7 separate regions of the Mus musculus genome follow, and all the other regions are linked to region 4. The links are chromatin loops, found by intact Hi-C in ENCODE. Cell type or tissue: left cerebral cortex. All regions are shown on one strand.

Region 1 (4,000 bases), 97 kb before region 4:
CTATGTCATGAAAACACAGGAGAACATTGTGGTGAGGAAGCATGGGAAGTGGGAGAAGGCTGATCATGAGAATAAGCATGTATGAAACCGCATAATGAAACCAATGACTTAAAAATGATTGTAACTAATGAATATTTAAGAGACAACACAGCGCAAGTGCAATACAATACCAAGTACAGTGCATCATGGATGGATAAAGGTAAAAATAAGACTCATTGTGATGCTAGTAAAAGTTTTCAAGGATCAGTAACATTTGATTTGCAACCTGTGTGTTAAGTAGGAGGAATGGCCAAGTTGAAGGCAGAGAGTGGTAGGAGTAGGAGGAAGAGTGGGAAATTTGTAAAAATGTTGCATGTGGTTTAAGGCATCATAATTGGACCTTACAACATTGCATTAAAGTTTTTGATTGATAAAAGACAAAAGAAGCAGAGGGAGGGGAGTGGCAAGGGCTGGGAGCTCAAATCACTTCAGAAGCAGACTAGGGGTGGGGAGAGGTGAGATGGACACCGGGAGCAAGGCCAAGGGAAGCCGGGTCATGAAAGCCAGGCCAGGGACTTAAGACTGTGCACTTAGGGTCTAACTAATATGGCAACTGAACAAATGAAAAGGGAGCACCCGGTGATAGGAGCCTGCAGAAGGTTTTCCAACCATATTGCTGCAGAATGAATGACAGTTTTTCTGTGGTTTGCAATTCTTGTTCTGGTTGTACTGTGGAAAACAGATGAAGATTCAAGACTAGAGGGAGGTTCAGGGTAACAGTAGGTTCAGTCTAAATTGGTGATGTACAGTGCCCTTGAGATGAGGTAGACATTAGCTTTAGGTATGTTAAACTTCGGGTACCTGTAGGCTAATCAAAATAAATTCTCAAGGAGACAGTCAAATGTGTAAGTCAGAAGCTTGCAAACAAGGTCTGAGTGAAATATGCATATTTCCACGTTATCAGCCTAAGGGTAGAAACAAAAATGATGGAGATTGATCCAGTTGCCTAGAGTATATACTGACAGTTCTTACAACATGATCTTTAGAGACAGATGGTACTTTTTAAACAAATAAACAGGAGGCAGAATCCAGGGAGACAGAGTGGGCTGATGAGATAAGAAGTCTATCAAGACTGTGAATGTGACATATGTCCTACATTTAAGTATAATGATGGGGGAGGGGCAGAGATTGTGCAAGGAAATGTAGGAAAGGCATTCTTTGTAATATGTATTTATCAATTTCTCTTGTCAGTCTCTGTCTCTCCTGCGTGTGCACGTGTGTATGTGTGTGTGTGTGTGTGTGTGAATGTACATGCAGGTACCCATGGAGGCCAGATGAGGATGTGGGATTCTCTAGAGTGGAGTTAGAGGCATTTGTGAGCCATATGATGTGGTTATTGGGCACTAAACTCTTAACGTCTGTAAGAGAAGCATTCACTCTTAACTTCTAAATCATCTCTCCAGCCCTGAAAAATATTATTTTATAAAGAGAATGCCCCGTCTTGCAGCCAGCAACTTTGGGTGATAAGAGCAACAACAACACTGGTAAAAAGGAGACTAGGGTACAAGTGAGCACACTGGAGGGAGAGGTCAGGAGAACAAGGAGATGGTTCCAGGCAGGTAAGCAACCAGCAGGAAGGCACATGTGCTCCTGGTGTATATGTTCATTTTAATGTGTGAAACCGAAGTATTTCCAACTGCAGATGGGAACAAGAGCTTGAAGATGGAGTAGGAGGCATAGAGGAATGGAGGTGGGATTAGGAAAAAAAAGACCTCTTGGGGAAAGAGGCGTAGGGTACCAAGAGCAGTTGTATTATAGAAGGGACTGAATTTAGGCAAGACAAATGTGGTCTGGATGAAGATGTTGTAGGCTGTTGGTAAGAGGAGGTGTGGGAGGCTTGACAAATGTGAGAGATGGCCACTGTGGAAAACAAGAAAGATGAGGGAGGAGGAGGAGGGAAGAAAACAGCATCAGGCACCCCAGTCCACATTGAATGCCAGGAAACCATGGTGCCAACGCTCTTCTTTCTTCCACAAGTGCCCAAGATCTGAGCCTAAGTGAGGAGAGAGCAGGCATGGTGGACATTTCCTGGCTGAGTGTGAGTGGAATGCAATGGAGAAGTAGCTGAGAACCCTGGAGAGGGGACTGTGTAAAGGACCAGGCTGGAGAGGGGACTGTGCAAAGGACCAGGCTGCAGAGGGGGCTGTGCTAAGGACCAGGCTAGAGAGGCGGGGGTGTGCAATGCATCAGGCACTTGTTAACAAGTCTTTGTTCTCATCAAAAACTGTCTTAAACTCATAAAAAAATCTGCTGTCTGCTCACATATTTTGAACTTGAGATAAAAACGTTAACATATAAAATATTTTCAGCATATCTCACTGCTTATCTTATATAATATACATAAGCTAAATGCAGTTTTATCCAAGTCTTGGGGTATAGATTTAGCTCAATTTATAAATCTGGTCCTTCAGATAATCAGGCCTCATTGTGAAACTGCTCACCCAAATCATGGCTACTTTCCACCAGAAAATATCTGATTTCATCCTAAAATTCATACATCTGATTAACACCTCTGTTCTAAGACAGATTAGTAGGTGGATAGGTGACTGAGTGACTGGTGTTAGTTGGTAAATAGGTGGCTCACCCAAGATGCAGATGAGTAGACAGTTGGTACCATGGTTGAAACAAGTTCCTCTCAAATATATCTTCCTCAAGTTGATTTGGTCTCACTTCTAAGAATTTCCTTCCGGAAAGTGATATTCTAGATGTGCCCCTCTCCTTGACATCCGGGAATAATTTCCCAAATTATAGCATGGGGGGGGGGTATGCCTGCGTGTGTGTGTGTGTGTGTGTGTGTGTGTGTGTGTTTGTGTGTGTAATGCGGGTGGGCACTTGAACAGTGAAAGGAAAGACTCTTAGATCCCAGATTCTACAGTTTGAGCAGCTTCAAGAATGAGTCTGAGATCTGGAAACGTTAACTCTGTGTTTCCTTAAGCCTTTGGGCACATTGGAAAGGCTTTGTGCTTATACTTCAGCTTGAAAACTGCTGCAACATTGGACTAAGTCTGGGTAAAGGCAAGAGAAAAGCAGAGGATTGCTGCTTTTGCACGCAAGTCTATATTTGAGGCCAAAGATAATGCTGCACTGAAGTAGTTTGTTGTTTTGTTTCTTTTCTTCTGTTTATTGAAGCAATGTTGAGAAGTAAAGGGCCTGAGTGTTACAAGGGAGAGAACTGGAAAGTGAGTTAGCTGCTTAAGGCAGAAGGTCCTACTGGGAATTAAACCCAGGATTTCCTGTTATGAGTCAGGCCCTTTAACTGATTTAGCCACAGGGACACCTGGTTATTGTTTCGTTTCAATTTTGATTTACTTCAAAACAAGAGTTTTCTGCACTATGTTTTACTGAAAGAGGAAATGTAAAGGTGCACTGGGGGCTTGTGTGTCAGTTGGGCACAGTGTAGAGAGCAGAGTTTGGGGCCAACACCCTTGAATTTGAGTCCTCCATGCTATGCCCCTTCCTCATCATGGCCACAGGCAAGCCAGGCATTTTTTTATCCTCCATTGTTCTCACTTGCAAACACTGGAAAAACAATGGCTGCTTTAGGTGAGCGTGTCCTTTTTCAAGGGACAAATACCTGCTTATTTTACTCAGGTTTGAAGGGACAGGGTGTACAAAATGCACTTGTTCTAACATAAAAGTAAACGAGTCTGTGGTGAGAGGAACATGTTAGAGGAGTGAGATGCCGGCTGTACTCTGCTGTAATACCAGCTCAGTACTTATCAGACCAAACCAGAAGGGATTATAAATAGTCAACATTGTTTTCCCTGAGAGTCATGAGGCTCTTTGGTTTTCTTCCCTCACCGCTTTCATCAAAATATATGGCAAAGCTTAATTTTAAGAAAGTTGGAAATAGCCGGGCGGTGGTGGCGCACGCCTTTAATCCCAGTACTCGGGAGGCAGAGGCAGGTGGATTTCTGAGTTCGAGGCCAGCCTGGTCTATAGAGTGAGTTCCAGGACAGCC
Region 2 (4,000 bases), 180 kb after region 4:
TGTTTTCATTCTGTACTATTGTATTCATTAATAATATTTAGTTTTCTCATTCTCAGCCAATAATTTTTGGTTCTTTTGTTAATCATTTTGTTGGCAGGATAATAATTTTACAATAAATTATCTCCTGACGATTTTCAGGAGGTAACTGGCAAGTTAACTGTTTTAGCTACTGTTCTGTTCTGTGACAGAACATCATGACCAAGGCAACACGTAGAATAAAGCATGAAAGCATGCTTACAGTTTCACAGGGAGAGTCCATGGCCATCATGGCCGGAAGCATGACAGTAGGCACAGCAGGCAGGGAGGTGAAAGAAAGCCACATGTGATCCACAAGCACAGGACAAAGAAGGAGCTAATAGCAATGGTTTGGGATTTTGAAACTTCAAAGCCAACCGCAGTGGCACACCCACCTCCTCCAACAAGGCCACACTTAGTAATCTGTTCCAAAGAATTCCTCTAACTCTGTACCAAGCATTCAGACATATGAACCTACTTTAGTTAAAATTTTATTGCTTTGAAGGGACATTGTGACCAAGGCAACTCTTACAAAGGAAAACATTTCATTGAAGCTGGCTTGCAGTTTCAGAGGTTTAGTCTATTATCATCATGGTGGGAAGTACAGCAGCATGCAGGTAGAAATGGTGGTGAAGAAGGAGCTGAGAGTTCTACATCTTGATTGCTGGAAGGAAAAGGGGACTGTCTTCCACACTGGGCAGGGCTTGAGCATAGGAGACCTCAAAGCCCATCCCAACATTGCCACAATTCTTTTAACAAGGTCAGGCTATGCCAAGAAGGCCATACCTCCTAATGGTGCTACTCCCTATGAGCCAAGCACACAGAAATCTTGGAGGTCATATTTATCAAACCACCATAGAGCCTGCAGGTCATTTACCTTCAAGCTACTGCAAACACCTTGCCTTTGAATCTCAAGACTGAGTTTTGAGATGAATGCACTCTGGCTCTGTTCTTTGATTCCATTTTGCTGAACTTTAGATGACTGGCAGTAGCATTTGGAGTTTCCTGTAATGACATTCTAATAATAGCAGTTTCAAGTTGCTTTAATGAAAAAGATTCATTGAGTGCTTGAAATTGGTTATTTTGATACAGAGGATAACAGGTACACGTTCTTCGAGATCCACTTGCAGCAGAATTTCCTTTGTTAAAGTGACCCACTTCTGCTGCTTTTCTAAAAATCTATACTACTCTGGACTGTCATTTTTAGAAAGTGCATCGTTCAGCGTGCCTTTAATTGTCTAATAACGATATAAAAAGAAAAAACACACAGTGGTTCATTAGTATTGACAAAAGGACGGCTAAGCAATTGTCCAAAGGGTTGAAGAGTGGAGTAGGAATTGCTTTACTATGAATATATGTTTGAAGGGCATAAGGATTCTTTAGATGCCTTTATCTTACACATAAATCATTATTATTATTATAATGAGTCTCCTCTCACAGTAAAGGCCCTAGCAGCGATTGTTCTGCTTCTGTGACAGCTGGAATTGAGAATGCAGTAAAAGTGAAACGAATTACATTGCAGATGAATTGGGCACTTGTCAATTAAATAGAGAATTATAAGTAAGGCAAAAGCAGACTATAAGGTCTGATAAATATCAGAATCTCACTCAGGAAATCTGGATTTTAAATTGTTCATTTTCTACATTATTACCCTTTAGGTTATGCTATACAGCTTTCAAGAAAGCACCCTTCGGCCACATGGTGGCATCCTTGTAGTTATGATGGCATTTTAAAGCTAACTCCAAGCTAGAGAAGGGAATTCTTGACACATTCCATTAAATGTTCATCTTCAGATGAAGTGTACATGAAGCATTATGCAATTGACCTATAAAGGTATGACAAAACGTTAAATATGCGTTTTCCCTGTGAAAAATCTAAGAATAAATCTGAGCTTAAGAACAATTCCTCCATTCATAATGCATCTGCTTGCCTCTGTATCCGAGGGATTCTCCAATCAAGGACAAAGAGTGACTAAAAATAAAAGTGGGTACTCACAACGATTCAAGTAATTAGAAATGGCAATCTGATATACTGTTAAAATGTACAGTCATGAATGTTATTTCCCCTGACTGCTACAGATTTGAAGTCTTAAGCTCCTCCCTCTGACTAGTCTGAAATTCTTATAATCATGATGACATAGATTAGTTTTCATTTGAAACAATGTTTTCTTCCTGTTTTATGCAATCTATCTATCTATCTATCTATCTATCTATCTATCTATCTATCTATCTAGTTTTTCTGTGCTACAATCTTGGCTGTTGCTGTGTTTTATAAATAAGAAAGAAAGAACCAGGACATGTTTGGTTGAGGCACAGTATGGTGAGGTGGAAGGGGGTACCTCTGCTGGCCCATGTTGAGGCATCCCTTCCCCCTGAGGTACCAGCCATATGACAGATATAGTATAAAATAGAGTCTATTTAGGGCATGGGGAGGGGAGTTGAGGTTGGAGTAGAGATAGAGAAAGGCAGGGAGAGGCGGGAAAGGAGGGAGGGAGGGAGAGAGAGAGAGAGACAGAGACAGAGAGAGAGAGACAGAGATAGAGACAGAGAGACAGCGATAGAGAGATAGACAGAGAGGGAGGAGAGGCCAGCCAGGAACACATGGAGGTGGGAGGGGAATGGGAGAGAGAAGGAACAGAGAGAATAAGAGAGTAAGAGGGTGAGGATGGGGCAAGTAGCCCCTTTTATAGTGAGTCAGGCATACCTGGCTGTTGCCAGGTAACTGTGGGGCAGAGCCTAGAAGCTGTCCTGGTACTCTGTTTTATAAATCAGGCTGGCTTCCAACTCACAGAGATTTGCCTGTCTCTGCTTCCCCGATGCTGTGATTAATGATGTGCATCACCATACCTGGCTTGCATGTTTGTCTGTCTATCTATCTATCTATCTATCTATCTATCTATCTATCTATCTATGTATCTATCTATATCTATTGCCTTGTCGGAATGGTGCTTGGAGTGAAGATTGGACCCAGGCTTATTCTTGATGATGCTGAACTTCTAAATAACTCTGGGGTTTGTGCTCTGGAATCATTGTCTCTGTGCACTGACACTGAGACCAACATGAGGTCCGGGTGCAGATTTAAGCATCTGTGAGAGGTTTCTCTGTAGGATCTTAGACAAATAACAACATTGTCTCTCTAACATTGTCTTTCCTCTTAGATTCCCCTCCCCTTTCAAAGAGGAAGATAAGTGGGCTTTTATTTTCTTCCAAAAGCCCCTCTCTTCTATTTTTATACTTTGTGCTAAAAGTCATTGAAAACATTAGCTTCTTGTTTAATCTTGGAGTTATTTTAAAAGATAGAATAAATTGAACATTCTTAGGAAAATATAGACTTAAAAAATTTTCCACCAAAGGCTTCTTTATTTGGGTTTGTGGCTTGGTTGATATATATTTAAAAAAATCTCTCAGGCAAGTTATGGAATTAAAAATCATAGATATTAGATAGCCTAGATATATTTCTGGCTTAAAACATGTCTGTATTCTACATAATCAACACTCTGTAGTTTATTTAGTCTTAAAATTTAAATTTCTAGAATTTGAACTTAGCTAACCTGTTGTTTCTGCATAGCCAGTTAACAATATATTAGAAGGCATTAGTTAAATACTTAGATTCCAGTAACTCATGACGTTGTCCATTTCAGGTTCACAAATCAATTGTTTTAAATCATTTGTATTTTATCCAGAAAGTAACTAAAAGAGATAAACACACCAATTGAGAAAGTATGAGGATTGGAGAGAATTAAATGGTTATGGGGCCATTGCTTTCCCTAGAGGACCACTAAGGAAATGCCTGGTCAGCAGCAGGCTGTGACTGGGCGCTTAGAAATGGAACCGGAATTCCATCTAAGGGAAAGGAAGCTCTTCCCGGTTTATCACAGTAGCTCTTGAAGACCAAACATTACATTGTATCCCTAAGAAGAATAAGAAAGCTAGTTTATCATAACTTGTAGTTGCCAGTTGGCTTTTGGAGTAGAACCCCTGACTCC
Region 3 (4,000 bases), 94 kb after region 4:
TCTTTCCTTTAATAAAGAGAAGGGCAGTAGTTTATTTCAGAAAAGCTCTATGATTTAATGGACATGAACTCACTGATGCTCACCGGGTCTGACAGGGGAGTGGGAAAGGATGCATTTCACAAGTCTGTCTTCTAGACAGGGATGCACTTTACAAGTATGCCTTCTTCACATAGCAGCTAGTGGAGTGGGATGCAGCTACTGCAATCAGGAAAGAAGATGCCCAGTCTTTATCCCACTCTGATGAAGGGCAGTGGGATGACAAGCATCGGGGCCTCCCACATCTCGCTTTCGTTACCTGTTTATGGTCCAGTTGTTCTCATCCTCCGGAGTTGGAGCTATTCCAGGACACAGACCAGCAGTGAAGCCAGCAGTGCTGTTTCTCCAAGTACAATGGTACTCTTCGGTGTGACATAGGTTCCAGATTTGCCAAGGCAGTCTTTTCAGATCCTTGATATTTCCCAGAGGGAGATGTCTGAGACCCCGTGAAAACCTAAGTTTTAGAGTGTGGGCATAATTTACTCAAGTAATTGACGTTCTCTAGAATTCCATTGCTGTAAATCTGGGTCTGTGTGAATCACAGTTTCAGATTTGATTAAGTAAAGCCCTCTCTCTTCCTTCATGTCTGTTATGTCTGTTTTGTTTTTTTTCTCAAAGTTACAAAATTTTATCACATTATGAGAGAAACAGGGGAAATGTCAGATAGAGAAATGCACTGTGTGGATGAGCCTTGCAATTCCATCAAGAATGTTATTGCTGGGGGTCCTCTCAGTGCCACTATGCAGATTCTTTGTTGTATGTGAGTTCCTATATCTGTTTCTCAGCCCAAGGAGCCACATCAAACCCATTCTTTAGGTGAACTGACAGAAATATAGAGGAATTAAGAAAAAAAATTCAACAGCCCACTAGATGCAGGAGTCTCCTACTTGGATTCTCTTCATTTAGAACTGTACTTTTAATAGTTTTTTGAATAAAAATTAATTTTTTTTTAAATTTCACTTTAAAAAATTTGATGGGAGGAAAGTAATAGAAATTTTAATAAAGATCAAGGTTTGATAACTTCTAAATCTTTGATGAGACTTAGTAAGTAGGAAAAAGTTTAATTGTAGCGGTACCACCACTCACTAGCACTTTATGGTAGGTTTTTTTTTTTTTTTTTAATTTTGGGAATTTACTTTTGGTGTATTGTGAGTGCTGTGTGTGTGCATGCATGTGTGCAGATTGATTGTGTGGTGCACAAGCAACAGTGTGCATGTGGAAGCCAGTAGTCAAGGTCAGATGGCTTCCTTAGTAACATTCTACTTTTTTGAGACACTTTGAATGAACCTGGAACTTGCTGATTGGCTAGTCTGGCTGGTCAAAAAGCCCAGGGACTTCCCCCTACCATTATCCTCTCAATTCTGGGATTATAGATATTGCATCATATATATCTTTTAGGTGGGTGTTTGGGGTCTGAATTCAGGCCATCCTGTGTTTGTAACAAGTGCTTAAGCAATGGAGCTGTTGCTCCGGCCTAGGCTAGAAACTATTTTATGTTTAACTGATTGTTTTTCTTCTGCATACTTATAAAACATTGACATGTAAATTTCTGTCATTTGCTTGAGGCAAGAATTTGAAATCCTACCTTCTTTCCTTATCTATGGAGGAGTCAGAGACCGGATGGTTCCTTGCTATTTTAGGTAATGGGCTTTTAACTCTTCCTTTTAGTGAGAACTCTGACTGGGCTTCAGGGGAACCACTTTTGTCCAACTTTAAGCCCCAGTACTTTAAGGACGAAGCTTGGCATTTGCTTATTTTCTCCGGTTGCAATGACTGGTTTAAAGTTGGCCACTATAGCACCTCCTAAGGATTCCTCATGGCTTCCCTGGGTATTCATGCTCACTCTTGTGTGTCATCCTTGATTCCAGGGTGCTCGGGAGCTGGAAGAGAGGGAACACAACTCCTCTGGTAGTGTTACTTTTAGTCATCCTTTGTGAGAATCCTGCATAGCAGTTACATAATAGCATAGCTCATGTTGAAAGAGAACAAGATCAAAATATTACATGAATAGATGCCAAAAATGTTGAACTCAAAGGAAATTAGTGATTTCTAGGAGCTTAAAAGAGGAGTTGGGGAACTGCAAGGAGTTTTAAATTGGGTACCAAGACACAGCTAGAGACAGTGGATGGCATCTACCATCCCATTCCACAGTAGTACAATTACAGCTAAAAAAACCCAACAACAACAAAAACAAAACAAAACCAAACAAAAAACCCCTATGGTATATGTGTGTATATGTATATGTGTATATGTATATGATGTATGTGTATATGTATATATACAATCGGTATATATATGTATACACACATATATATTTGCACATATATTTACAATGCATATATTTTGTATGTCTGTGCATAAAGTTAAGTGTGCATGTATATGCATATTTGTACATGTCTGGGCACATGCATGTGTATTTGGGTGAAGGTATATGTGGGGACCCAAAGATGATATTTGCTGACATTCACAATCATTTTTGATTTTATTAATTGAGGCAGGGTACCTCACAGAACCCCAAATTTACTAATACCCAGCTAGTCTAGGTAGCCAGATGCCCTAGGAATGCTGTCTCTGCATTCCAAAGGCTGAAATTACAGGTGGATACATGCCTGCCTGGCTTTTACATGGTTCTGAGAATCTGAACCCTGGTTCTTATCTTTGCAAAGCAGCCAACTTTTCAGCAGAATCATCTCCCAGCCTCCTTTTTGAATACTTTATGAACAACCAAAATTGTTTTAAGATTCCAAACAGAACACAAAGAAATAGGGATACAGATATGCTAATTATTCTGATTTGATAATTACACACCAAACATAAATACTTCATAAGTATAGTGATCACCAAAAATATAAACAATTGTTTACCTATGAAAAAGAAAACATAATTTAAAAAAGCTAACAAGATGAACTGTGTCTCTGGCTGCATATGTATCAGAAGATGGCCTAGTCAGCCATCATTGAGAAGAATGGCCCCTTGGTCTTACAAACTTTATATGCCTCAGTATGGAGGAACACCAGGGCCAAGAAGTGGGAGTGGGTGGGAGGGGAGTGGAGGGAGAGTCTGGGGGACTTTTGGGATAGTATTTGAAGTGTAAATGAAGAAAATAACTAATTAAAAATTAATTTAAAAAATAAATAAATAAAGGGAAAAAAACATTGCACAGGTCAGGAAAGCATGCCTCTTAGGAACTAATGTATTTCTCAGCAAATCTATAGGCTTATCTTCGAGGATATCTGAAAGAAATGCCAGTTAAAAGTAAAGATGAACTCAGGGAAGCCAAGAACATGGCAGTCACACCCACTGTTTGTACAAGTAAAATTTATAGTTTCTGTGTTTAATTTACCGGCCCGGGTTCATTCTCATTGTTAGCAATGTTTTCTGGTGGTATAGTTGACCCTGACAGAAAGCTGGCAAATCCTGACTCTGGCCTTGACACTGATCTGATAGCTATGGGAACAGAGCTCAGTTGATCAAAAGTAAGAGATATAGTTTTGTTAACCCCTTGTTCACAGACACTGAATTATAAAATGAGAAATTATCACCAGAAATGCAGCATCTTTCTTTGCTTCTTGACTGTGAATATTATCACAGGCACATGAGAAGAAAGGCTGTCTGAGAATGGGCCTAAATCATGGAAGTTGAGGTTGGTAAGGTAGGAGAAACTGAGCTGTGACAATTTTGATAAGACAGGAACAAAGTGATTTCTCACTCAATAGATTTTCAGGGATTGGAATTGAAGTTTCACTTTCGGATTAAGCCATAATGTGTTGGACAAACAGCCTGAGTTCTCATGAGGTGGTGTAAACCTGGAAGCCCATAAATGGTGGAGTGAGTGAGCCAGCATGGCTAACCATTTCTCTTCCTTTCTTTATGGTTGGAAAAATGATGTTTAGGCTTTTAAAAAATAAATACAAATGCCATTTCTTCTTTTTTTTTTCTTAAACAATTTTTATTAGATATTTTC
Region 4 (4,000 bases):
GAAATTTCTGGGTTGTACTGTATGTGAGAGGTTCAAGATCAAAACCCACTTGATTTGCATCTCAATAACATTATGGATGAATTACTTCCTAATTCAGTGTAGTCAGTTGGCTTCCAAGTGATTACTCATCTACCCAAAGGATGGTTCTATATTGGAGTGTTATCAGTTCTATTTTGGATATTTGGTAGAGGCCACCATGTCATCTTTAATAAGAAGAAACTTATATAAAAGTAGAATGCTTTTAAATTAATCTATATTTCTTTTTTATATTAATTTAAAATTTTTTATTAATCATTTCATTTACATCTAAAATGATAACTCCCTTCCTGGTTAACCTTCCAGAACCCCCTCATAACATGTACCCTTCCTCCCTCACCTTTGCCTCTATGAAGGTGCTCTGACACCTACCTATTCTATATTTCTATAGTCATAGATACATCAGTTAACTACACTGTGTAGTAATGATGAATTCTGAGCAGACTGTCTACTTCATTTTGAGCATTTAACAGTTTAGTGCCTCTTTTGTGGTATATGGCCATTTGAGAACATAAACAATACAATTATATTCATATTTCATGCTTATTTTCATATTTTCCTCCTATTTTTTCTATTAACCCAGTTTCTAAAATTTTAACTATTAACCAAACCATTTACCACTGTGTATCAATCTGTATATATTCATATGTATGCATATATAAAGTCATATATACACATATATATGTAAAATATATACAAAGTGTATATATCATATATTGATAGATTGAATATATAATATAATAAAATATAAATATATTAAGTGAAAACATATAAAATCATATATATGTATACATCATATACCTTGCATCATATATTGAATGAACCCAGTCATGAACTAATGTCTGTGTTTTTTCTATGTAACCTTTTATAAAAGCCTTCACCCACAGAATGTCATGATAGATGACATGATGATCTATCTATGTAGGCAACCTATATGCACACTTATTTGTACCATCTATTTATGTCTAACTTAATCCATAATATGATGGTTTACTGTTGGGTCTGTCAAACCTGATAAATGGGTCTGATGATGAGCTATGTGGACATAGAACATTCTATAGGCAAGCCCTTATCCTTTGCTGGGTCTGGTATTAACCTGCAACACCATGGGATTATATTGTGGCTAGATAATAAGCCTTTTTATGAATCATCTTTTCCTACCATACACACCATAATATCATATACTAGTCAGGTGGACTAACACATGCAGCAGGGGCAATGTAAAATTTACTCTATACTTGCATACTTGCTCTACAGAACTTCTGTAATCTAGATTTCACCCAATTCTCACAATTGTTACAGGCTTTTTGTTTATTCCTTAGGACAGCTGATCAGAGAATGATTCCCACATGTGAATATGCTGCCTTTAGACCCAGTAAGACCTACTAGGAGGAAAGCATGAAATGCAGAAGTTTGCCTTTTGCCTTAAAAGGGATGTTCTAGCATGATTTTAGTAAAGAATCCTTAAAACTAATAGATAAGGCTCTTGAGGCTTTATAAATTTTCTATTTTTCTTCATGGTGCACTTTGTGTTATTGGAGTTTCCATGGTATTTGGTACTTCTTGTTCATTGTCTCTAATGAGCATGATGCTATTATGTAATGGATCAATTAGATTCTATGTCAAATGCTCACAAGGTCCAGAGCATGTCAGACCACATTATAATAGGGGAAAGTAGAGTTAAGCAGTCTTGAGAAATGAACATAAATACAATTATTTATTCCAAGTGAATGAGAACTGTGTCTAATCATTCTCTTTGATAGAGACCAATGACTGCTGCCCACTGTGTACTCAGCATACTGATTTGCTCTAGTAAATAAACCACATCTGGCACAACATCTGTCTCTGAAGCTAGCAATTCATTGAGTTTTAGGAGTCAATTGTAATCTTCCAGAACATATCTTGTTTTTCTTAGATTTGTGAGTTAAATGGACATATAACAGAGGCCATCACTTTTACATCATTTTTATTTTGAAAAGTAACATCAATCTTTCTTTGTTTCCTTTTGGACATAGTATTGTTTTCCACTTGCTATCTCGGACACTGTCTTGGATTTTGTCTTGTAGGTCACTGCGGATGCTTTGCCACTTACCAGTCACAAGTATGTTCATTCAGTGGCATTGGGTAAGCCTATGGGACTGGTGGAACTACTCAGAATCAGACCTGGGACACTGCTACGTGGATTCTCCTAAGCAATCAACATTTACTCAGTGTCTGTTATCTTAGCCTCTCTTGTTCCCTCACTGTTATCCAGGAGCCCTGCTATATTACAGCATGGCTAACATCAACCCTGGTCTGTAGAAAGGCAGTCAGGGAAGCTGGTGCCCTTCCTCCCAGCACATTCCCAGCTGCTGTGGTGAATTGGGTATCCTACCTGGATTCTATAGAAATATAGGCACTCAGTTGGTTTGCTGACCCTCTATAATTTATAACCTCTAGACAGCAGTCCTTTAAAGCTTCATAATGTTGGTGATGAACCACACTAAGACTTTTAATTTTTTTATCACAGCAATTTTGGGGGTACTCTCTCAGATTGCTTGGACTACAATATTTTTTTTTTACTCTTCTCTTCTAGAACCACCCTAGATTTTCTTTATCTTGGGTTCATTACCATTATTCAAGGTCTTTGTCAGTGTCAAATTCTGCATTAGGGGAGGGTCTCCTGATGGAGTGTCCCCTTTCAACTTTATAGTCTGTCCTTCTTGATTTAGCATACTTCACATTCATCTCTAAGTTTATAATTTGTTTTTGGGCTGCTAAACCTTGACTAGATCTTTTAACTCTGCCAGTATTTACTTATTTTTGACTACTTTAAAAGGCCCATTTAGCATCAGTACTTCATTATCTTCAGCAATGGAGCTTTGAGTCCTTTTGGAATTCTACTGTTTTTAAATTTGTTCTTGCCCTAGCCGCTAGTATGTTCTATTCTGTGGTTACAAAGAAGTGAGTGTATATAAAGGTGTTCTAAATTCATACTTTGTCACATGGATACAGACTTATCCTTAGTCTCTGTATTTCTATTTCCTTCCTTTATCCATGGCACTAGCAAGAATCATCAGACCATAATCCAGCTCATTACTGCTCTTAAGTTATTAAACACACTCAAGTCTCACCTAACAGTGCCTTCCTCTCCCTTCTATTGGCATCACATTATAGTCCACACTGGTGAGGCTTTGAACAACTGCGACATCTTAGCATGCTCTGTAACTATCCACATCCCACCTACCACCAGACACAGGATCCTCATGGCCAGCTTGCTGGTGGGTGATTCAGATTTGAGATTCTAATTTTGAAGTCTGTCTTTTCAGATCATTAGAGGCACCACCTATTTTTGGTCAGGTTTCCCAGGAAACTAACTCTGAGACAGAGAGATTAGACTGTAAGAAAATTTCTGGAGCATGTTCTTCCCATAATACTCATGAGAGAACTGCGTGTGGGCAGAAGTTTGCTGCAAGTTTCAGAAGGTCTTTGGAGAGCTCTCAAATGAAGTCCTTATAACTTCCTTTATTCAGTCATCCATGTAAAGTTTTGTGAGACAGGCTCATGGTCCTACATAAGGAAATAATTTTGGATAAGTATAATTCACAGGGAAGTAGACTAAGCTGTAAGCTGTACAGTCGACAGAAGAGACCCCCTTCCCCTGAGCAGCAAGGTAAATAAGGGCTTATGTGTGAAGGTACAGAGTTTAACATCCACTCCAGATTCCCAAACCAAGAGAGTAATAGTTGCTGCTATTAATTTTTATTATAAAATATAATATGGTACAAATATTGAAAACAAGGGTATTTGAAATATTTAACAAATGATACAAACATTTAATGAAACAAATTTTAAACTTGTATTTCCTTTTAGGCATTCAACTAAACCCTTAACCTAACCTAATTTTAAAGAAGAAAAAATTCTATCTATCATCTATCTATCTATCTATCTATCTATCTATCTATCTATCTATCATCTATCTATT
Region 5 (4,000 bases), 200 kb before region 4:
GTGTGTTGAAAGTTGAAAGTTGAAAGAGATAATCTGTACGTCAAGTCTGTATGGGTTGCTATCATTGGCAAGGACATGTTGCAGAATAGGGACTTTCCATGAGATTCAGTTGGTCAGGAAAATTACCTGTGGAGGTGCAGGAAGTAGTATCTGATAGGCTCACGTAATGATGCTAAGTGTTCAGCATTCAGGGAAGGAAGAAAGCCTCAACCCTTCTTGAAATGATTCAACTTTCAGAATATCCCAGTGCATGTAATTTCTAATTAGCTAAATGGGGGTTAGAGGAAGTCCTTGTTCCTCTAAGACAGAGTCTTTCTTTGGTAGGGAAAATGGCCAAGTCTTAAGACAATTAGGTCTTATCGCCACCTAAAGCTAAAATGAGGTATTCCATTTGGAAAAACGCACATAACTACAAAGAAAGGCATGGTTTTTGAAAAGTAGAACATGATACTGTTCGCCCTGCAAACAATTCTATTGTCAAGGCAGTTATTAAACTGTTCTGATGTGTGAGTCATGGTACTGGGTATGGGTGACATGAAGATGAACAGACCTTCACTGTTCATCTGTCCTGTAAGAGCCATTGGGACAAAGTGCTTAAAACAGGGACAAGCAAGGATCTGAGGGGGTGATCAAAGACTGACAGGCGCTGACATTCCTGAAAGGCATTTTCAGTTTGAATTTCAACCTGTAGAGTTTAGTGGCTCCTGGGAATGGAGGATGCAAGATCTGGCAATGACATTCATCATAGTCATTTTGATGAGAAACACTAGGGACTTGGGACTCAGGCTGAGGACCAGTATGGACACAGTCTCAGCTTTTTGACTCGGTGGAGCACTGTTTCATTAAACTAAAGAAGACTGGAGTATTTCTTTATTGTATATATGTCTTTGTACATTTGTGTGCATGTGAATGGGCATACATGCGTCCCAATGTGCATGTGAAGGTCCGAGGATAACTCTTGGCAGTCAGTTCTTTCCTCTGGTAACCTAACTCACAGAGACTGTTTGAGACATCTTACCAACCCAAGGATTCATTTCTGAGGGGAGAGGAATGACGGTTTTTGTTTTGGACATTTTAAATTTGAGGCTGTATGAAACATCTTAAGACATTTACCATAAAGTAAAACATGCCTGAGGTTCAAGAGAGAGAGATTCGGTTAGTCAAACTGTTGGACAGTCAATAATGTGCAGATTTTAGACCCACAAATATGAACAAGAGTGTTTAGAGTAAGTGTGTCAGAGCAGAGGGCAAGCGAATGCGAACCAGGAAATCCACACATACCCCTGAGTGACCAAGTGTGAAAAAGACACGGATCTGGCCATCACAGGCCATGAGAATAAAAGTTTCATTATGATGATAAAAGCCCTGTGAGTGAACAGTATGTGGCATATTGAGGGCTGAATGGGAAGTGAGGGAATTGAGTTCCCAGATGTCCCAGGTTACTTTCAAGGGGGTTAGCCTGAGTGTGCTAACCATGTTTTGAAAGCCTGTTGTGGGAGTGTGATGTTTGGGAGGGCTCAGACACTGCCTTGGTGACTGCTGGACTAAAACTTCTTAAAGCTCGAGTCTTCCTTTTGGGTGTTGCTATAAGAGTGTTTTAAAACTGGCTGCGCCTTTGAAAAGTCTAAATCTGCCTAGGAGAGCCTCCAGAAACCCCAAGACAAAGGACAACTAGAGGAAGACTCCCCGCTGCTGCTGTACACAGAGCGAGGCTGGGTTTTTGAGATGATGAGGTTTGAGATAACGGCAAAGAGAGGGAAGCATCTATCAGCTTGCTTGCGCCTGCAAGATACACCCGAACAACCTGCCCTCCAGCAAGCGAGTTTCCCTTCTGAAATTCTGTCAAATAAATTCAGAGAGACATGAAAAGAACGGAAATAGATCTCACAATGGGCACTGATACAGCCCCTATTTTGTAGTCAGTATGCTATGAATTTCAACAGTGTATCTGATCTCTCTGGCATGTACTTTGTGCCAAAGGACTTGTGAAAGTACAGCTTTATGGCCATGGCAGGGAACTCGAGAGGACATCGCACAAAAACGAGACTACAGATACTGTGTGTGTAAGAATGAATGCTCTCCATAATGACATTCAAGGAAAATGGCCCACTTGTAGGCATCTCCACACTCAATCTTACCGATGACAAGAAATGCAGCCTGGATTTAGCATTTCATTTGGAGTATCACGGCCCCAGCTAGCTCTGAATGGGTAGATTTTTTTTTCCCAAGATCTGAAGTTTCTCAGCTTCCGAAGTGATTGGTATTCCACTCCCATCTAGCAGCTGTTGGATGGTTTTTATTTAACAAGCGAAGAGTTTCAGTGAAGTGTGGTCCTGGATGTATTTTAAAAACACACATTTCAGGCCTTTCCTCCTTCACTTCAAGTAGCAGATAAAAATTGCAAAGCGAAAGTGACAAGATAGCATTGTGACTCTGACTCACAAAGGCACACGGAATCTACAGATGCCTCCACATGCCGGAAACAGAGCGAACACAGCAACTGTCACACCCAACATCCAAAAATGAAGTAGATCTTGTCCAAACCTTGAGTCACTGTAGTGCTCATGGGGACTGGATATTCTGGGCAATGTAACTTTCTATTTTTCACAATTTTTAAAAGTGACTTTTTTTTTTATTAGGAGTATTTGCTGTACACCAAGCATAATGGGATTCACAATGACAATTTTCATGTATAGCAAGTAAGCTAGTTGCTTGATGATTGAATAGAATTCTCCTTTTGTTAGAATCATTGTTCCCAAGGTTTAGAAATATCGCAACTATGTTATCAACTTAGTGGGAGGCAGAGAAGCAGGACTATTGCTCTTGCTCAGTGTCTCCTTCTCATTTTAGACCTATGGTTTATCTGTTATATAGTTATCCTGCTCACACCTATGAGCCCAGTGCTCTGTCCAGCTCATATGCATTCTTTTGTTTTATTCTCAGTGTGTTATCTAATTTTTGGGTATTATGTGGGTCAGATACTGCAACAACTTAACTGATACAGAATTTTCAAAAAACAAAACAAAACAAAACAAAACCACTTCTAATCTAGTAGGATAAGAGATGTGTTCTGCTGTAAAGCAAAGATTCCTGGGGTTGAATCCTGGCTCTACTGTTTCTTGGCCATATGACCTTGCATTAAAAATAAAAGCAAGACCCTAATATTATCTCCACTGTGAAATGTTTGGATCAGGGTCTAGCACAGAACTTGCTCCTGCTGGTAAAAGCTGGATATCTCTATTCATTGTTAGATAAAGAGGGCACCTGCAACCCACATCCCTGTGAGAGGACGGAGTTTCCTTCAGAGTGCAATCGTCCATCATAGAGACCGTGAAGAGCCTGACCACCCGAGTTTGGTGCTGCCTGGCCTTTTATGTTTGTTCTTGATTGAGATTCTATGTTCTATTTTGGGAATAATAATAATAATAATAATAATAATAATAATAAAGAAGGAGAAGGAGGAGAAGGAGAAGGAGAAGAAGAAGGAAGCATAAAGGAATCCTGATACAGGTTGGTTTGTTATTATTTGCCTCTCTACAGTTTGAACATTTAGAAAACAATTTCTGGTTCCTAAATTATGCTAAATTAAGGGTTTCAATGGATTAATCAAGGTGTTCTATAATCTGCCTCTATAGAAGACAGGGAGTAATTACATGAGCTAGAAAACATAAAACAAACCAAACATAAGGAGAAAAGGCAATTTATTGGTGTTTTCTTCTTGCTTCTGTGTGCGGCTTGATGTATGCAGAGAATAGCAATCAGATTGGCTTCTGCTCCTCCAGGGGTAGGCAGTGACTGGAGGATCCTTTTGATCCTTTTATTCATTTTGCATTAAAAACTATAGCTCTTCTAATTTATAGACTTATTGTGAATGTCAAGGAAATGTCACCCAAATCATTGAAATACAGTGAAATTCATCCATTGTATTTAAGTAACAGGTTGCCCTGGGCTCCTAGGGAAGTGAGCTCAAGTGGACCTGGGATTTTGACTGTGCAATTGC
Region 6 (4,000 bases), 1.9 Mb after region 4:
ACTTCAGCCAAAAGGTGGTGTCATCTTTCTCACCACTAAACACATTTAAGACAAGGCACCCCAACTGAATTTTGCCTCGTCCCCAACTGTTAGCATCTTCAACTGGCCCAGTTGGCAATGAGTCTTCTTCTTACCTTTGTCCGGGTATAAAATGTAAAGGAAAGAGGAAAAAGAAGGAAAGTTATTCAATCCAGAGAGGCAGAGGTCTTTTGGATTCTGAATCAATATTTGGATATATACTTTGTTCACTTTGGTGAACCACAAATACTTATTTAGGAGACTTAGTTCTTTCAGCTAAGCGGGACAGCAAGTGGGACAGTCCTGAAGGCAAAAGAAGTCACCCTCCACATCCTACTTGGAAGTGCTCATTTGGATCTTCCTGGAGTCCAAGCTGGGGCGATTTCATCACTTGCCCTCAAGTCCACAAAGCTTCCAAGTTTAAAGGGAAGCCAGAAAGCAGCACTTTCTCTTCTGTGCCTTCAGACGTGGCCTCCTCCTTGAGGTGAAGGCTCTACCTTGGGATTTCTTGGAATACTGGGTTATCCACTTCCTTGACTATACACGGGAGAAACACTCACGGTTTTTGTGGAGACTCTCCAGGACTTCATGGTGTCTGCTGAAGTATTTGTCCTCCAGAGTCCTTTTGCAGATTTGTATGGAATCTTACTGGTCAGCACCTGGCTGTTAAGAGAGATGCTTGGATGCTCAAACTCGTTTTCAGTTCTGCAATCTACCGCTGAAGACTTGCACTGGAACCTGGAGCCCCGGCGATGTGGCGGAAATGCTTGGAGACTGCGCGGCGGGAATCGCAGCCCCAGCCAATGCTCCTCCGGAATCAAATAACCAGCAAGTAGATCGCATTGCTAAATCCAGGGGCGAACCACCCAGGGATAAACAGGAGTGGAACCTGGTCGGAAGCAAAGAGAGGAGCCCAGAGAAGGGAAGAGAAAACTGGAGCAGTTACCACTTAAAGTACTCCAGGCTGAGTTCATCTCTCAAAAGGCAGCTGTGTGGGTCTTGATTACGCGTGGGTGCCTGTGCGCGCACTTGGATAGGGCCCGTGGGTGTGCCTGAATATGCACGCCCATGTGAATTCGCAAGGCAAGGGTAAAGCCTCAGGGTCTACTGGGAGCAAAATTCCAGAGCATCCTATTCTGGGAGGAACAGTATGGTGCAAATAGGCAAGGAAGTGCTCCTTGATAGCCAGTATCCCCCTACCCACCCCCCCTCAATTCTTCCATGCAGGTTTGGTTCAGGTTGGTGTTTGAACTTAGAGGGAGGCACAGAAACCAAAAATCAAGTGCTCATCAACTCTATCCTGAAAGGACTAGCTTCAAACCACTCCACATACTGTCTTTAGGGGGTTTCTGTGAGCTTGGCTGGGGTCTGAGACTGGGGATTAACTGAGAACCTGGGAATCTTGGCAGGATTCCAAGAGTAAAGCCAGGGAGGGCCCTACCCAATGTTTCCCCAAGAGGCTCTTTTTTTTTTTTTTTTTTTTTTTTTTTTTTTCCTTTCCTCTGTACCACACCTCTCTCTGGCTCCACATCCTTCCCCCAGTGCAGGTGACCTCGGTGGCCAGGCCTTTCTGAGGACTACTCAGGTCCCATAAAGCTCTGTGCACTAAAATGTGGTTAGCTTCATCACTTCTTCATGCCTGGTACCTACTGGGCAGATTCTGCAAAGTAAATGTTCATTTTGGAATCCGCTTCCATCTGATTCATAAGCAACCCCCCCCCACACACACACACACACACACACTCACACACAGACTAGGGAACACTGGAAGTCGGCCTTCAGTGCCTGGGAGTTTCAGCGAGAAGCTCTTAGGCTGGGATTTTTTCCGCCAGGTTGGAGCTAATCACTTGTCACAGTGCCTAATGACACAGCCTGGCTGGGTGACACCTTTTTTTTTTTTTTAATTTTTATTATTTTTTTTTAAATTTAAATCATTATTCCCTTATTCACAGGTCAGTGGGCGACTAGATCAGGCAGTTCATTTCCAACAGAGGGATGCCCCAGAAGTTAGCTTTCTCCCTTCAGGTTTTCCACCGCTTCCCCTCCCCCCTTCCTGCAACGCCCCCGCGCCTCCTCTGCTTAGGGATTTGTAGGCACGGCGCTAACCCTCTCCTTGCGCCCGCGGAAAATCGGTTCTCTGAACACATCCAGCCCGAAGTCTCAAAGGCCGAGAGCACAGCTGCTACTGCTTGGGGTGTCTCCTGTTTCTAGGGTTCTGGGAGGTGCGGCCGTTCTCGTCACTGCAGCTAGGGACCGGCTCTCGGCCGCGCGCCCGCCGCCGCCGCCGCCGCCGCCGCCTCCATGCTGCAGCGCGGAGCGCAGCTCCTCTGGGCCGGCGTTGCCTGCTCGCACCACGCTGGGGAGCGGCTCTCCCAGGCCTGCCGGGGCGGCGGCTGCCTGCCCGGACTGCAGCTTCCCGCCTTGAGCCTGAGCTGAGGACTCGTCCCAGGGCCTCAGCCAGCGGGAGGGGCGCCCACCGCGCTGTGTGCAGCGGCGCAGGGAGGTGGTGAGCCCGTGCAGAGCAGCCGGAGCTGTGTGTGTGTGTGTGTGTGTGTGTGTGTGTGTGTGTGTGTGTGTGTGTGTGTGTGTGTGTGTTCGCCTGCGAGCTTTTCTTCTTCCCTTGAAGATGTGAGATGTGAATGGCTTCTTAGCTAGCTGGTCCTTAGGATTCTGGACTTTGTGGAGCTGTGGGCACAACGCACCCATGTAATTCATGTTGTGTGGTCGGTTATCTTAGGGGAAAAAAAAAAGGCGCAACTCGACGGGGGTGGGGCAGATCCAGGAAACATTCTGGAAAGGAGAAATAGAAAGAGAGAGGCGTAGAAATGTGAATATTGAAAGACCTGAGAAGACTTTTGGAATCTCCCGGCTGGCCCTTCAGTTTTCCCGGCACTAATCTGGAGGTTTTCCACCTTTTCAAGTCATCTTGGTGTTCCTCTAGTGTTTTGTAAGCCTCTTTTCAGCTAGCTGCGTGTGTGTATGCGTGTGTTTGTGCGCCTGTGTATGTGCGCGCGCCTATCAGATGCATTTGACAGTCTTTTTTCCAACTGCCCAGAAGCAAACGTGTTAACTCAGAGATGCCCCTCCGTGCCCAGGTTCTCGCAGAGCATGGAGGACACCCAGACCGGTTTTCCAGGCTGGATTCTGGGAGGCTGATGGGCTGTGAACCCAGGTGTAAGGATCACTTAATCCAGAGGCTTGGAAAGTGGCTGTATTAACGAGCTTCCAGGTACATCGCAAGGTCAAGAGAGGGACTTGCAGCTGTATTAATTCCCTGCATCTTGACTTTCCTGTTTTGGTCCGAAGAATATGAATGTGTCTGTCCACAACATTTGAAGCCCAAACTTCAGCACTCCGAGCTGGTTTACTGTACAAACAAGGTAATGAGGATTGCTTTTCAAACTGCTTAACGAATCCCCGACGCTTCCACAGCCCTTCCAGGACTCCCTTTCTGCCCAGCGAAATGTCACCAGCTTTTGAATTCCAAGGATTTGGCTGCAGGAGAACTTGAAGGAAACGTGATCAAAGGGCTATGTGAGAACGCGACTGCTCTTTTTGCCGGTAGGCTGGTGGGCTTCCGGACCGGATCTTGAGAAGGACCAGAACTGTTTCTCCCTCCCGGTGCGGTTCTGGGAGTGCTTGTGCAAGTGTGAGTGCGCGCGCGCCCGGCTGAGAATGTGTGAGTGTGTGTGAGCGTGTCTCTGTGTGTGCGCGGCCGCCCTGCTTCTGCCCGCTCCCCGGGCGCGGAGCCACCGGTTTGGGCGATTTGCGCTGATTCCCCACCCAGCGCGACCTGCGAGCAGCGAAGGCAGGGGCAGGAGCCACCTCTCTGACTCCCTAGGATGCGGGTGCTGAGCTATGGCAAAGGGCAGCGAAGTGATGAGCTAGACCCCAGTACGACTGTGAAAGCCACCTGGAGCCACCTTGCCTGGATCTTACCTGCCGGCAGAAAGTCTTCCTATGACCGTCTTTCCCCCTAGAG
Region 7 (4,000 bases), 79 kb before region 4:
CTCTATATGCCATAGCTAAAGTGTGAGGTATCCTTTGCAATAAGGTTTTACAAGTTTTTCTTAATACAAAAATGCAATTATATTCATTTATACATAATGATTAAATAATAGTAAAAGAAATCCTTTTACTAGTGGTGCTGGAGATTGAGCCCATATGCTATGAACATATTCTATTACTGGATCACACCTGTATTTTAGTCATTTGAACTTTTAATACCAAAATTTATAGTTTATTAGTCTGAGTTCATAAGCAGTAATTTATTTTCTGACGATCAAAGTCAAAAGTGAAGCAAGAGAAGCGGTGTTGTGATAACTTCCTTGAGTTGCTAAATCTATTAAAAATTATGGTGCTAGCCAGCCGAATGCTGCTTCTAATAAACATGCTAAATTCAATCCATAGCACTAGAGCATCAGAGAATTCTTTCACTGAGCCATTTTGACTTTGATCTTGCCTAGACTAATTTCTGAAATTGAGAGAGCAAGGAAAACATAAGACACAATTGGCCGTTTTGAGGGGAACCCGTTAAATATAGAATGATTTAACCAAAGACAGATTATCAGTACTAAAGCTGTTGAATTCAAAATTTCTGCTTTATACTTTATGTTATGGTATTTACCTTCTTCCATGGGGTTGTACTGCAAATATCCCAAGTTCAATATATATATATGTTTGTTGACTTAAACTAAAATTTTACTTAAAATGAACAAGTGAGTAAACAGATGGGGTTATCATCTAAGGATTGTCAAGCTAGGAACTCCATCTGAAGCTATTTTGCTAGGATTGTTCTCTGATTAAATGAAAGCTTTCCTAGAACAGCGTGTTCACAGCAACTTTTCTCACAATGCCTTTTGATAAGCAGGCCTGACAAATGCAGATCATGAGAGCAGGCTTATAAGTAACCCACACAGATAAATGGCAACCATACGAATACACTGCATTTTCCTGGTAAATGGTATTCACCTCTTTCAGGTAGAATGACTTAATGTCTCAAATTAAGACCAGCGTTTGGATCAGATGTCTGGAAGATTCTCCCATTTGTGGAAGGAATTTCTCTCCGTGAACTGCATCTGATGTTTTAGCATTTCAAGTCATAAATCGGATACTGGATATGTACATGTGTTCCCAGGGTTTCCCTTTGTGTACTACAGCTGCAATTATATGATTTTCATTGGAGGAGATAGCAGGGTACAGTAATGGAAGATTGTGTGTTGAGATGTATTTAGTGATAGGGAAATACCCTTCAAGTGGGAAGCTGCTTTCAGTTAAGTAGCATGTGAACTGGAGTTCACACAGGTCACTTCCAGTAAGATGAGGATGAAAGCATATTTGAAGAGCTCATGGTGTTTTTCTTCACTGCTTAATCTAGACATCCAACAAAAATGACCTTTCCCCCCTTTTCACCTAGAAAAGCACACACACTAAGGTTATTTGAACTAGCCTTTATTTTTTGCTATGTAGGATCATTTACTTCTGAATATGAGATCAAGGATACTCCACCAACCCCCTATCATGTTTTCTTTTTGAGTAAGATGAAACTCCATTTCCTTAATGGGATTCACAAGTGATTTGTCTTATCCATTAGGATTTATATTTAGTAGGATTGAGCATATTGTTTACAACCACAGTGCCGATAGCCTCGTTGTGCAGATAATATAGATGCTACTCAAGAAGGCTACCTGTGGCTCAGTGTCTCCAGAAGCAGAGCAGGGGAGGTAGATGAAGTAATTGAGTCTCCTGCTTGTCCTGCACAGTCACATTTCATGATAAGTCTTGCTAAATTGTGGGGGAAGAGTGTGACTATTCCTACAAAAAAGGCTGTCTGCTGCCAGGTGGGTAGGGATCTGTGGGGAGCTCTGTACATTGAGGTCCTTGCATGTACCCTCTATTTTTGGAGGATCATCAAAGGCAAAGGAACCAAGAGATAACCAAGACCAGAGGCACTCACAAGATCCAAAGGCTATGTATTTTAATTCTAGGACAATATTTGCTTCCCTCAGACTAGATTGATGCTTTTATTCTCTGCATGAAAGGGAAAGGCTTTCAGTTTATATTTTCCCTTAGGAAGAGGAGGATTTGTGTAGATCCAAGTATTAAGGAATTTTAACCATCCTCCCATTATATAACTAGTCTGCAAATGCTGAATTAAAAAAAAAACGCTTTTTCTGAGAGCTGCTTTCTTTAGTGGATTTGCTTTTAAAGTACATTGACTTTAGTTTAGTGCTCACCTTTCAGAGGGACATAGAAAATACTTCAGCAATGCGTTTTGGTTAGTTCAAGCTGTGTCTGGACAAAATTAGGAAACAATTATTTAAGCACTCACAAGTCTGCTCTCAACAAACTCACTAGCTGCCTAGGTTTAAGACCCTCAGTTTTTAAAGTTTTCTTCAGAGCGTGTTGGTCATTGTGGTGAATGGACATTGTAATCATAGCTTATGCTTTTATCCTGGTGTCTTTGCTTGCTTAGAATTTGTTTTGGTTGCCTTATTTTTAAAATATATTGTTGATGATTTTATACATGCATGTGATGTGTTTAGAATAAGCCCAGCCCTAAATCCCACCCCTTCAGACCCCCCTCTCCTCTTTCCCCAGTCAATTAGTGCTTTGTGTTAAACACCCTGAATCCACTTAGTGATGCCTGATCTATTTTAAAACACTAGCAAACCTTCTTTTCCTCAGGTTCTTCTCCATTCCCATCCCTGTAATTCTTTCAGATAGGAACAACAATGGGTCGGAGTTATGACTGTGGGATGGCAACCCCATCCCTCACTTGATGTCCTGTCTTCCTGCTGGAGGTGGGCTCTATAGGTTTTCTCTCCCTACTGTCCGGCATTTCATCTAAGGTCCTTTCCTTTGAGTCCTGAGAGTCTCTCACCTCCCAGTTTCTGGTGCATTCTGGAGGGTCCCCCAACCTCTTTCTCGAGGTTACCTGTTTCCATTTTTTCTGCTGGCCCTCAGGGCTTCAGTTCTTTACTCTCACCCAATACCAGATCAGGTTCCCCTCTCTGCCCTCACTCCTCATCCCCCATCCACTTTCCCTCCCAGGTCCCTGTCTCTCTCCCCACTTGTTATTGCTTTCTTTTCCCTCCTAAGTGGAACTGAAGCATCCTCATATCCTCATTTGGGCATTTCCTTTTTGAGTTCTGTAGACTGTATCTTGGGTATTCTGTACTTTTTTTTTTTTTTTTTTTTTTTTTTTTTGCTAATATCCACATATTAGTGAGTATATACCATGCCTGTCCTTTGGGGTCTAAGTTACCTCAATCAGGATGATATTTTCTAGTTCCATCCATTTGCCTGCAAAACTCAGGATGTTCTCGTTCTTGATTGCTGAGCAGTATTCCATCATGTAAATGAACCACATTTTCTGTATCCATTCTTCTGTCATGGGACATCTAGGTTGCTTTTAGCTTCTGGCTATTACAAATAAGGTCGCTATGAACATAGTGGAACACGTGCCCCTATGGCATGGTGGGGTACCTTTTGAGTATATTCTCAAGAGTGGTATATCTGGGCCTTCAGTTAGATCTATTTCCAATTTTCTGAGGAACCTCCAGATTGGTTTCCAGAGTGGTTTGTAGCAGTTTGCAATCTCACCAGCAATGGACGATTGTTCCTCTTTCTTCACATCCTCTCCAATATGTGTTGTCACCTGAGGCTTTGATCTTAGCTATTCTGATTGGTGTAAGGTGGAATCTCAGGGTCGTTTTGATTTGCATTTCTCTGATCACTAAGTACTTGGAACATTTCTTTAGGTGCTTCTCAGCCATTCAAGATTCCTCAGTTGTGAATTCTCAGTTTAGTTCTATACCCCATTTTTTGATTGGGTTGTTTAGTTTTTTTTGTTGTTGTTGTTGATTAACTTCTTGAGTTCTTTATATATTTTTGGATATTAGCACTCTATTGGGTGTAGGGTTAGTGAAGATTTTTTCCCCCAATCTCTAGGTTGCCGATTTGTCTTATTGACTATGTCCTTTGTCTTACAGAAGCTTTCCAGTTTTA

What was found. Peaks named below come from ENCODE experiments on the same cell type or tissue, not always from the same donor. Only the 100,000 strongest peaks of a DNase experiment are listed, where the experiment ranks them.
Region 1: a loop joins it to region 4, with 12 times the contacts of the local background. A loop is called at or near these places in 2 of 42 quality-filtered maps.
Region 2: it touches region 4 in a loop (3-fold over the local background); 2 of 42 quality-filtered maps call a loop at or near these places.
Region 3: it touches region 4 in a loop (2.5-fold over the local background); 3 of 42 quality-filtered maps call a loop at or near these places.
Region 5: it touches region 4 in a loop (11-fold over the local background); 3 of 42 quality-filtered maps call a loop at or near these places.
Region 6: it touches region 4 in a loop (6-fold over the local background); 2 of 42 quality-filtered maps call a loop at or near these places.
Region 7: it touches region 4 in a loop (9-fold over the local background); 2 of 42 quality-filtered maps call a loop at or near these places.

The regions. Positions count from the first base shown.
Region 1 is chr12:59,520,304-59,524,303 of GRCm38, forward strand. No RefSeq gene overlaps it. Among named protein-coding and RNA genes, the nearest start is that of Gm51997, 33 kb to the left of the region's middle. In left cerebral cortex, no CTCF peak of the experiment used is centred here; DNase peaks (open chromatin) are centred at 1,821 and 2,514; H3K27ac peaks cover 983 bases.
Region 2 is chr12:59,796,513-59,800,512 of GRCm38, forward strand. No RefSeq gene overlaps it. Among named protein-coding and RNA genes, the nearest start is that of Gm22673, 130 kb to the left of the region's middle. In left cerebral cortex, a CTCF peak has its summit at 1,720 (motif pointing right); a DNase peak (open chromatin) is centred at 1,747; H3K27ac peaks cover 212 bases.
Region 3 is chr12:59,711,496-59,715,495 of GRCm38, forward strand. No RefSeq gene overlaps it. Among named protein-coding and RNA genes, the nearest start is that of Gm22673, 41 kb to the left of the region's middle. In left cerebral cortex, no CTCF peak of the experiment used is centred here; a DNase peak (open chromatin) is centred at 1,908.
Region 4 is chr12:59,617,192-59,621,191 of GRCm38, forward strand. No RefSeq gene overlaps it. Among named protein-coding and RNA genes, the nearest start is that of Gm40430, 41 kb to the right of the region's middle. In left cerebral cortex, no CTCF peak of the experiment used is centred here; DNase peaks (open chromatin) are centred at 2,260 and 3,328; H3K27ac peaks cover 2,897 bases.
Region 5 is chr12:59,412,847-59,416,846 of GRCm38, forward strand. No RefSeq gene overlaps it. Among named protein-coding and RNA genes, the nearest start is that of Gm51997, 75 kb to the right of the region's middle. In left cerebral cortex, no CTCF peak of the experiment used is centred here; DNase peaks (open chromatin) are centred at 1,618, 1,760, 2,369 and 2,819; H3K27ac peaks cover 2,371 bases.
Region 6 is chr12:61,520,824-61,524,823 of GRCm38, forward strand. It overlaps Lrfn5 (leucine rich repeat and fibronectin type III domain containing 5), which reads left to right and starts at 2,344. Exons shown (of 6, transcript NM_001310586.1): 1 at 2,344-4,000. It overlaps Gm20063 (predicted gene, 20063), which reads right to left and starts at 997. Exons shown (of 3, transcript NR_045049.1): 1 at 135-997. In left cerebral cortex, a CTCF peak has its summit at 2,222; DNase peaks (open chromatin) are centred at 29, 904, 1,441, 1,768 and 4 more places; H3K4me3 peaks cover 3,834 bases; H3K27ac peaks cover 3,609 bases.
Region 7 is chr12:59,538,187-59,542,186 of GRCm38, forward strand. No RefSeq gene overlaps it. Among named protein-coding and RNA genes, the nearest start is that of Gm51997, 51 kb to the left of the region's middle. In left cerebral cortex, no CTCF peak of the experiment used is centred here; a DNase peak (open chromatin) is centred at 1,800; H3K27ac peaks cover 805 bases.